Regions from separate parts of the Homo sapiens genome. Here region 1 is linked to region 2. The links are chromatin contacts, found by Hi-C or POLR2A ChIA-PET in ENCODE. All regions are on one chromosome and are shown on one strand. The core of a region is the stretch at or near the end of the contact, and the rest is flanking DNA. Distances in the headings are between cores, read along the strand shown. Region 1 overlaps DLEU1 (deleted in lymphocytic leukemia 1). Region 2 overlaps DLEU1 (deleted in lymphocytic leukemia 1).

Region 1 (5,216 bases), core at 93-2,592, 160 kb before region 2:
ATTAACATTTTACTATAGTGTTTCATCACATGTAGATATTCATCTACCTATCCCTCTATCCATTCATCAACACATATTATTTTTGGAATATATTTAAAAGTAAGTTGCAGATTCATCCTTAGACACTTCAGCATGCATATCTCTAACTAGATTTAAATAAATATTTTCCATGGTTTTTTCCCTTTGATGTCAAATCTACATACACTGAAATGCACATATCTTAAAGGTACCACTGAAAGAGGTTTGATAAATGAATACAGCTGTGTAACCCAAACCACTATTAAGGTATAGAACATATACATTACCATCATTCCAGAAAGTTCCTTCATGTTCCTCCCTAGTCAACCCCCATCCCCTCACCCCCAAAGCTGTTGATCATATTTTTTCCTATCATGTATTAGTTTTGCCTGTTCTGAAACTTACAACTTGAATCATACAATTGCTTTTGAGAACTAAAAGGAGTGTTTTCTTTTTATTGTTAACACTATTTAAATTTCTGGGATGATGAAACGTGGCCTCAGTGTCCTAAGGTATATAGAATTATAGATTATTATAAGTGGGGTGTTATCCAGGGCAGAGCAGTAGCTTACCCTTGGGTCTCGTTGACAGAGATGGGGTTTCACCATGTTGGCCAGGCTGGTCTTGAACTCCTGACGTCAACCAATCTGCCTGTCTCGGCCTCCCAAAGTGCTGGGATTACAGGCGTGAGCCTCCGCGCCCAGCCTGGATATGGTGATATGATTTTTTGTCAGTCACAGCCTCTGGTGAGGACAGTTGGCTAATTTAAAAAATGCTTGGCACACACATGAGCATTGTATCCTGCTGACAGCCTTCCACAGATTCGTCCTTTTGTCTAACTTAGAGTTCTCTTGGTGAAGAGATAGCTTGAAGTATGTTCTTAGGCAAGTCACTTCCATGACATGTTCTCCTTTGTGGAGTGAAAAAGTGAAAGGCGTTTGGATGAGAATCTGGTGAGCAATCAAAAACACACAAGTTTATAGGCTTCAGGCCAACATATTTTAGTCAGCTGAAATCAGGGAGACACTGCCTGGTTGGCTGGCTGCCTCCGGACCGGGGCATCCTGCAGAGGGGCCTTCAGCTAGGGGAGGGGCAGGGAAGAAAATCTCAGGAAAGGGTGGGCAGTCCACTTTTGACCACTCCACCTTATGCAATTCTTTCTTTTCCCTTCTTCTCCCTTCACTTTCTCTGTCCTCTTGACCTTTCATTTCCTTTCTTTTCTGTCTTCCCCGTGGCAGCTGTGAACATGTGGATCCCTTGTGCCTGAGGTTCTGCTGGTAGCTCCTGCAGCCCGCCAGACTCCAGGCTCAAGGCTTAGGGGTGTTTCTTCCCACAGTCTTCTGGAGAGTGTACCAACAATTTCTCCACGCTCCCTGGGGTTGCTCAGCTCAGCAGGGCTGGGGAAGTGAGAGCTGCTAACCGGCTGTGTCTGTGAGTCAGCATTTCTCCCCACCGACTCAGGTCTGGGGAGAGACCCTGGGAGAGGATGTGGAGGAGGCACTTTCCTTTCCCAGACTGGAGATCAGGCGTCCCCAGGGGCAGGGGGCTGGGGGTAGAAGGTCGAGGAGTGAGGAGTTGTGGAGAGTGAGTGGTGTCTGGAGCATAACTGTTGTATGTATTCATGCATGCGCGTGTACACATCACTGAATTTGTTTGTGGTGACTAGAGTCAGTTCTAAAATGTGTTCTTGTAAAGTCTTAGGCTCCTAAAAAAATCATTTGAATATGGATTTTAAATATTCTCAGAAGTTTGAGAAAATATTCCTACTAACTATGACAGGGAACAAATACATACAAATTAGTTAATAACATCATGCTAAAACGTATAATGTGATTTTCAAAACATGCTAAAGAGTTAAAAAGTCTTTTTAAAATTTGTTTATTTTTTATTTCTCTTCCCTCTTAGAGCGTAAAAAGTTTTAAGAGGGTTTTTTGTTTTTTCTTGATATTTAAAATTTTGGTTTGATGCTGAGAAAAGCTTTCCACATACTAGGCACGTAATAGATATTCAGTATTATGTGATCACAGGAAGTAAAATAAGTTAGAGAGATCAGAGAGATTATTCTGTATTTAAAGGATTGAGATTTTCTACTATTTTTAGCCAAAGAACAATATGCAACCTTGAGTTAAAAGATTCCTTATTACTGATTGGGAGTTTGACTGTTTTGCAAAAACTGTGCTTGCCACATATTGTCAGATGATGATGAAAAATCTAAGTTTAGGCTTGACATATAGTGAATTATGTGGCTTTTCCCCAACTTGAATAAACATACTTAAAAAAAATCCCACTGGTTTATTTGTCTTCATGTAGCTTGCTTACCTCACAAGGTTTATTTCAGTAGTCATTTAAAACCAAATTTCTGAATTCTTACATTGTATAGAAATATCCCAGGAACCATTTTTGGGTTGAACAAGACTTTTATATTAGTTCCCCAGTCATAACAATATTTTCTTGAAGTTACAGTAATATATTCTTGAAGGCATAATAATACATTCTTGAATATATTATTGAAATTCAACTTATATGAGAATATGTTAAGAATGTATGAGAATATATTAAAGAATATATTGAATGGTGGTATTACTTATATATTATTTATCACCATTTCTGGATATAGTGATATGCTTTTTTTTTTTTGAGACAGGGTCTCACTCTGTCACCCAAGCTGGAATGCAGTGGCAGGATCGCGGCTCACTGCAACCTCGGCCTCCTGGGTTCAAGCAATTCTCATGCCTCAGCCTCTCAAGTAACTGGGACTACAGGTGTGCACCACCGCACTTGGCTAATTTTTGTATTTTTTGTAGAGACAGGGTTTCACCATGTTGGTCAGGCTTGTCTTGAACTCCTGACCTCAAGCAGTCTGCCCATCTTGGCCTCCCAAAGTGCTGGGATTACAGGCGTGAGCCACCATGCCCAGCCTGGATATGGTGATATGATGTTTAGTTAGCCACAGCCTCTGGTGAGGACAGTTGACTAATTTAAAAATGCTTGGCACACACATGAGCATTGTATCCTGCTGAGAGTCTTCCACAGATTTGTCCTTTGGTCTAACTTATATTTCTCTAGGTGAAGTTTACACTCATTTCTTTTTGTTCTACCCTTATCGGTGACTAAGAGACCAGCTGTATTCCAACTTCTGAATACTGGCAGAATTCTGAATCAGTAGCTCTTCCAAAAGGGCCTAGCTTACCTCAGAGAATCAGTCTGACCCTTGTGTCCTTGTCTCCTCTATGGAGAACATGGAGTTGCTTTTCTTTGCAGTTGGTTGTAGCTTAAACCATAGTGCATTGCTGAGTCGTGTGATGTGTGATTCATCAGGCCTCAGGTGACAACGGTGGATTTCCTTCAGGAATGAGTAGCAAACATTTTGGCCCCTCTTTGGGTGCCAAGCACCATGAGGTAAGGGAGTACTTTACAGACCCCTAGAGATCCACGGGTGCTCTAGATATAGCCATATTTCAGCCCCTGGATCCTTTGTTAGTGCCATATTAGGAGAATGCCTGTGGAAATGGCTTCTTTTCTCCACATAAGGCTTTTCTTTTTCTATTTTTAAAAATTTGGACCACCAGGCAAGAACACATCAGGAATTTTTCTGTTTAATTTGAACACATGTGTTAAGAGGCAGAGTATAGAAAGTAGTCTGAGACTAGAGAATCTAATGGAGTAACTAAGAGGGTTTACACCTAGGATATTGGAATTAGCTATGTCCTAGGCTATAAATCTAAGGTATCTTTGTTCTAAAATGAAACATGACACAGACATGACAGATGACAAAGAGTACACTTTATTGTAGATCCATATAATACTGAGAAAATTATTTTTCTGCAAATCTCCTTGGAGATCAGGATGGGGTTGAACCTCACCTGAACCTTAAGTCATGGAAAGTGAAGGAGAATTTTAGGATGGCATACAGTACAATGATCTTTAAAATGAACTGCAGGGCCAGGCGCGGTGGCTCATGCCTGTAATCCCATTACTTTGGGAGGTTGAGGCGGGCAGATCACGAGGTCAAGAGATCGAGACCATCCTGGCCAATATGGTGAAACCCTGTCTCTATTAAAAATACAAAAATTAGCTGGGCGTGGTGGCACGCGCCTGTAGTCCCAGCTACTCAGGAGTCTGAGGCAGGAGAATCGCTTGATCCCAGGAGGCGGAGGTTGTAGTGAACCAAGATCGTGCCACTGCACCCCAGCGTGGGTGACAGAGCAAGACTCCGTCTCAAAAAAAAAAAAAAAAAAAGAGAGAGAGAGAAAGAAAATGAACTGTAGAACACTGATGTTCTTCTGGCAAGACCAAGTTGTTTTGCCACTAAAATATTGGAAAAATAAGTGTCTTTTCTTGATTTTAAGAAAAACACTTTCCCAGAATTATGTATGCTTTTCTCCCAATACTTTTTAAAGCTTTGGTGTTTGTTTCTGTACTAGAATCTAGTGTAAGAAAGATCTGACTGAGGGCACATGTTCTCAGGATCTCCTGAGGGCTGTGTCACAGGCAAAAACGTGGAATAAAATAAAATAAAATATCCAATTAAGCATAACACATTAACTTTAAAAAAACCTAAGTGTAGCAGTATTTAATAGTGTTTTGCAAAGATGCTGTTACTTTCATGACACCTACCACCTGAAGAAGTTTGAGAAGGACCAGGTTCTAATTGTGCAACTGCCATTAACTAGCTAGCTGTCCTTGGATAAGCCTAGAAAAGCTGCGTAAAGGAGGAAGGATTTGAATTGGACCCTGAAAGAAAGTCAGATCTTAGAAAAGCAGAGAGGGGAGGGGGAAGTTATTTCTAATGAGAGAAGAGGAGGGTAAGGAGATCAAAGACCTAAGAAGTATAAAGTTTATGTGGGTAATAGAGAGAACATCTGCTTGCCATGAATTTCTCTTGAGTTTTTTTGGCCCCAGTGTAGAACTAGTGTCTCTGTTCTCTGCTGTGACCTCACCTGGAAATGTCTATTAGTTTATCATGCCATGCTGGATTAAAGAAAAACCACAGAGAGAGGAGTTCAGAGATTTATGTATTATATAATACATCATAATTATTTTTATTTAAATAATTATTTTTATGAATTAATAAATTAGAAAAGAATCATTTGTATTATTTACGTGTATATCTTCCACCTGAAGTATGTTTGGCAATACATTCTCTCAGCTTTCTTTTGTCTGAATCTGTCTTTATTTTTGAAGGAGTTTTAAAATTG
Region 2 (4,789 bases), core at 2,127-4,626:
GGGACACTTACTGTCACATTCATCGCACTGGATTAAATACTGCAACTGAACAGCCAAAAGAAGAGGTATCGCTATAGGTTGAGTGATATCTTCCCCTCAAAAGATGTGTAGAAGTCCTAATCCCCATTTCCTCAGAATGTGACGTTATTTGGCAATAAGGTCGTTGTAGATACAATTAGTTTAGATGAAGTCGTACTGGAGTAGGGTGGGTCCCAAACCAAGATAACTGGTGCCTTTATAGGAAGGGGAAATTTGTACACAGGGAGAACGTCTTGAACATAAAGACAGAGGTGGGGAGATGTAACTCCAATCCAAGGGATGCCAAAGATTGCCAGCCAACCACCAGAAGCCAGGAGAGAGACCTGGGACAGGTTCTCCCTCACAGCAGAGTGGGCTCATGTCTTAGCCTGTTTGAGCTGCTATAACAAAATACCATAAACTAGATGGCTTATAAACAACAGATATTTATTTTTCATAGTTCTGGAGGCTGGGAAGTCTGAGATCAAGATACCAGCAGATTCAGTGTCTAGTGAGGGCCCATTTCCTGGTCCACTGATGGTGCCTTCTGACTGTGTCCTCACATAGGGGAAGGGGCAAACTAGCTCTACGGGGTCTCTTTTATAAAGGTTCTAATCCCATTCATGAGGGCTCCTCCCTCATGGCTTCTCAAAAGTCACCACCTCCTAATACCATCAACTTGGAGGTTAGGATTTCAACATATGAGTTTTGAGGGGACACAAACATTCAGACCAGAGTAGCCCCTAACCCAATATGACTGGTGTCTTTATAAGAAGGTGGCTTTGTGAAGACAGAGACACATGAGGAGAATGCCACGTGACAACTAAGGCAGAGACTGGCATTAATGCAGTTACAAGCCAAAGAATGCCAGAAATTGCCAGTGAATCACCAGTAGCTAGGAGAGCAGCAAGGAAGGACACTCACCCGCAGGTTTAGGGGGGAACATGTCCCTGCTGACACCTCAATTTTACACCTCTAGCCTCCAGAATTGTGAGAGAATATGATTCTGTTTTAAGCTGCTCAATGTATGGTGCTTTGTTATGGTAGCCCTAGGAAAGGAATACAGTCAGGAACACTCTTGTCCATAGGCAACATGGGATGTAGCAATGTATGGCCAAATCTTTCTCCTCCCACCATACAGAACACATTCATTCAAAGAGTATAAATTGGCCCAAGCTTAATAGACATTCTCTTTTTTACTAGTGGGTCAACACAAGTATAGGCCAGGTTAGTTCTATAGATAAAACAGAATTTGAAATGTGTAATGTTAAAGCCAAAGGTCCAATGGCTATTTATTCCACATTCTATATAACTACCCTAACTCAAGCAGCCGCTCTAAAACCCCAGTGACTAGGACCCTGAAAAAGTGTTCTTTAAAGTGTCAGAACAGAGATTCAGACTCTCAGAATTTGCTGTTTCAGTTTGAGAAGATGAAGAGTTTGAAGATGAGAAGACTCAAATTTGAGTCCAGCACCCAGCTGCCAGTCTAGCAGCCCATTGTAGCCCCCAGAGAATGAAAATGGAATGCTTGGTCCAATCCCCATGGTGGGTGTCCTCCAGGAAGCTCTGGGGTTCCCAACTGGCCTCCAGCCATACCAGGGCCATATAGATTCCTTAAAATAAATATCTATTTGTGTGTTGCCTTTTGGTGGCTCTGATCATCTATAGCATCAAGTCTAAGCATGATGCTTGAATAAGCCTCCATGATTTATGCCCCCTCTGGGCTCTGGGCTCCTGTTGCATCACACTGTCCCTTTAGCTTTATATCTAGTTACACAAAATTACTTGTTGTTTCCACAATAAAGCCTTATGTGTCTTGTCTTTGTGACCTTAACTATCACTTAAATTGACAATGCCCTTTCCTTCTTTTCCTACTGAAACAACCCTAGTTAATCTTCAAAATATTCATAAGGGACACTTTCCTATGAAAGCCTTCTTTGACAACATCCTCCAGATAGACTTAATACCTTTTTTCTTTGTATAATTTTTTACCTGCTCCTTTACTGTGCATCTCAAACTATATTTAATAATTTGTTTATAATCATCTTTTAATTAAACTGTGAGATCCTTGAGGGCAGGAATTGTATTTTATTTATATAGGATGCCCAGTAGTAAGCATAGTGCCTATACCTGTACAGGTGATTAGTAACTGTTTAAATGAATTCTTCATTTAACAAATATTTCTTGAGACTTTTTATGTTGCAGGCATTGTTCTGGGCCTTGTAGATGTGGCAGTAGTCAAGAAAAACAAAGACCTTTCCTACCTGAAGCTTGTGTTCCGGTAGAGAAAATGGATAAACAGATAAAAATAATAGACATTGCATATACTTTCAAGTAATGATATGTGCTACGAAGAAGAAAAAAGGCAGTGTAGGAGGTTGTGGGTCGATGGGATTTCTCTTAGATTCACAAATCAAGAGGTGATCAAATGAAACTTAACCAAAAAAGACAATGACTTCTCTCTAACCAAACTTGATTACTGATAGTCTTTTTCCAAGTCAGCTTAATGTGCTGTTCAAGAGAATCAGTGTGGAAGGAAGGAAATGTGCAAGAGAGTCCTGTATCAGACACAGTGGGCAGGGAGCTTTACATCTCTCATCTTATTGGGCTTTGACAACACCCTTCAAGATAGGTGCTGTTGCAGATGAATGACAACCTGAACTTCAGGGAGGCCAAATAATGTGTCCATGTGGAGTGTCTGAGTGTGTAAGCCAAGGTTCAAACCCCGGCCATCCTGGGCCACTTGTCAACACCAGTTCTACAGTTGAATTCTATGAATACTTATCAGGTGCTGACTTCATGTCAAGCCCTGTTCTTCATGCTTAGCATACACCAGCAAATAGAATAGACAGAAATCCCTGCCATTTCAGAAAGTAACAAGTGTTGACAAGGATGTGGAGAAATTGAAACGCTTGTGCACTGTTGGTGGGAATGTAAAATGGCACAGGTACTATGGGAAACAGTATGGTAGATCCTCAGAAAATTAAAAATATAATTACCATATGATCCAATGATTCCATTTCTGGAAATATACCCAAAGGAATGGAAAGCAGGATCTTGAAGAGATATTTGTAGACTCATGTTCATAGCAGCATTAACCAAAAGGTAGAAGCAATGCAAGTACCCGTCAACAGGTGAATAGATAAATAAGATGTAGCCTATATGCATTTACCACACATGGAATATTATTAAGTCTTCAGAAGGAAGGAAATTATGACATATGCTATAACATGGCTGAACCTTGATGACATTATGTTAAGTGAAATAACCCAGTTACAAAAAGACAAATATATGGTTCTGCTTATATGAGGTACCTAGACCAGTCAAATTCATAGAGAAAGTAGAAGAGTGGTTGCCAGGGGCTGGCAAAAAGGGGAAGTGGGGAGTTAGTGTTTACCGGGTACAGAGCTTCAGTTTGAGAAGATGAAGAGTTCTGGAGACGTATAGTGGTGATGGTTGCACAACAGTGTGAATGTACTCAATGCCACTGAATTGTACACTTAAAAATGGTTAAAATAGTAAATTTCATATTATGTGTATTTCACCACAATTTAAAAAATCTCTGCCCTTGTGGAGCTCATGTTTTAGTTCAGGGACATGAACAGTGAACAGATTAAATATGTAAATCATAAGCTATTAGAAGGAGATGAGTGATATAGAAACAGAACAGATTGAAGAAGATTGGGAGGGCTGCGAGCAAGGAGAGTGTGTTTTCAGTTTTAAACGGGGTGGTTAGTTTCATGGTCTTCTTCAGCTAGAGTTAAAATAAGTCGTCAATAAAGCTTGTCAGCCATGAAACTGGGGTATCTTCCTTGGCATCCATGCTTTGCCCAGAACACTCTGACTTGTTGGAATCTTGAGTGGAAATTTAAAGTCTCTCAGAAATAACTTTCAAGTTTCAGTGTAGGAAGTCCAGAGCACACAGAGGGGAGGAGGGACTGTCACTGGGCAGCATCCAGAGGGACTTCATTTTCAGTGTGTGAGGGAGACAGCCAGGCGGGGCGTGCACATTCAGGGAATAATAAACAGTAAGAGGGAGAGGGCAGAAGACAGGTGGAGTGTGTTGGAGGTGGGTACACTAAGGCAAGGCAGGAGGCTCTAAAATTTGTAGGCTGGATGATGGGAAGTAAGTGCAGTGTTTAAATTTTTATTGTAAATTAGTTATTTACTCCATCCATTGATTCCTCTAGCCAGTGTTGGAGGGACCAGCTTGGCACGTGCTTCTGGGCTCCTTCCTGGGGATTGGGTGCAAGAATGGCTGCCCTCAGAGAATGAATCACAATCTGGTAGGAAAGTAAAAACATATGCACATTGGGAATATTTAAATAGCAAGGCTGTGTAGTTTATACCAAGATGAGTGATCCAGACAATAGATGCTGTAGACAAGGAAGACAGTCAAAATATCTGTCAAAATTTCTAACAGCCAGTACTGCACAGGCATCAGACTGGATTGCGATGGATGCCAATCCCATCAGAACACACTGTGGGAGTGGACAATCTGTACCCCATGAATATTAGCCCTGGTATGGCAGCATTGAAGAGCAAAGGTCTCTAGGGACTGGGGCCACTGCGCAACAGTTCAGGGAGGAGATAGAACTCAGACTGAGCCTGGAGAGGTGGGGAGGGAGAGAGAAGCGGGAATAATTAAATTAGTTTCATGATGTAAGTAGGATTCTTAGAAGATTATTCTGACAGATATGTGTGGCATGGAGTAGAGTGGGAGGAATGAAGGAAGAAAATTGGTGAGGAGGCTGTTCTAGGAATTGAGGTG

The links. A loop is a pair of places that touch in the nucleus more often than their neighbours do. ChIA-PET counts read pairs that join two places held with the same protein, here RNA polymerase II (POLR2A). Pooled maps may share reads with other maps.
Region 1: a pooled map shows a loop between it and region 2 (2.2-fold over the local background). The contact joins two enhancer-like sites. A Hi-C loop is called at or near these places in 3 of 50 pooled maps. POLR2A ChIA-PET finds 5 or more read pairs at or near these places in 3 of 52 experiments (K562, activated CD4-positive, alpha-beta T cell and activated T-cell).

What each region holds. Positions count from the first base shown.
Region 1 is chr13:50,207,634-50,212,849 of GRCh38, forward strand. All of the region lies in intron 2 of DLEU1 (deleted in lymphocytic leukemia 1), which reads left to right. Among named protein-coding and RNA genes, the nearest start is that of DLEU2, 85 kb to the left of the region's middle. Within about 2 kb of position 1,343, at least 18 of the 41 ENCODE cell types and tissues checked have a DNase peak (open chromatin) inside an H3K27ac peak, as active enhancers do.
Region 2 is chr13:50,367,100-50,371,888 of GRCh38, forward strand. All of the region lies in intron 2 of DLEU1 (deleted in lymphocytic leukemia 1), which reads left to right. Among named protein-coding and RNA genes, the nearest start is that of DLEU1-AS1, 160 kb to the right of the region's middle. RefSeq lists a silencer at 1-28. Within about 2 kb of position 3,377, at least 2 of the 41 ENCODE cell types and tissues checked have a DNase peak (open chromatin) inside an H3K27ac peak, as active enhancers do.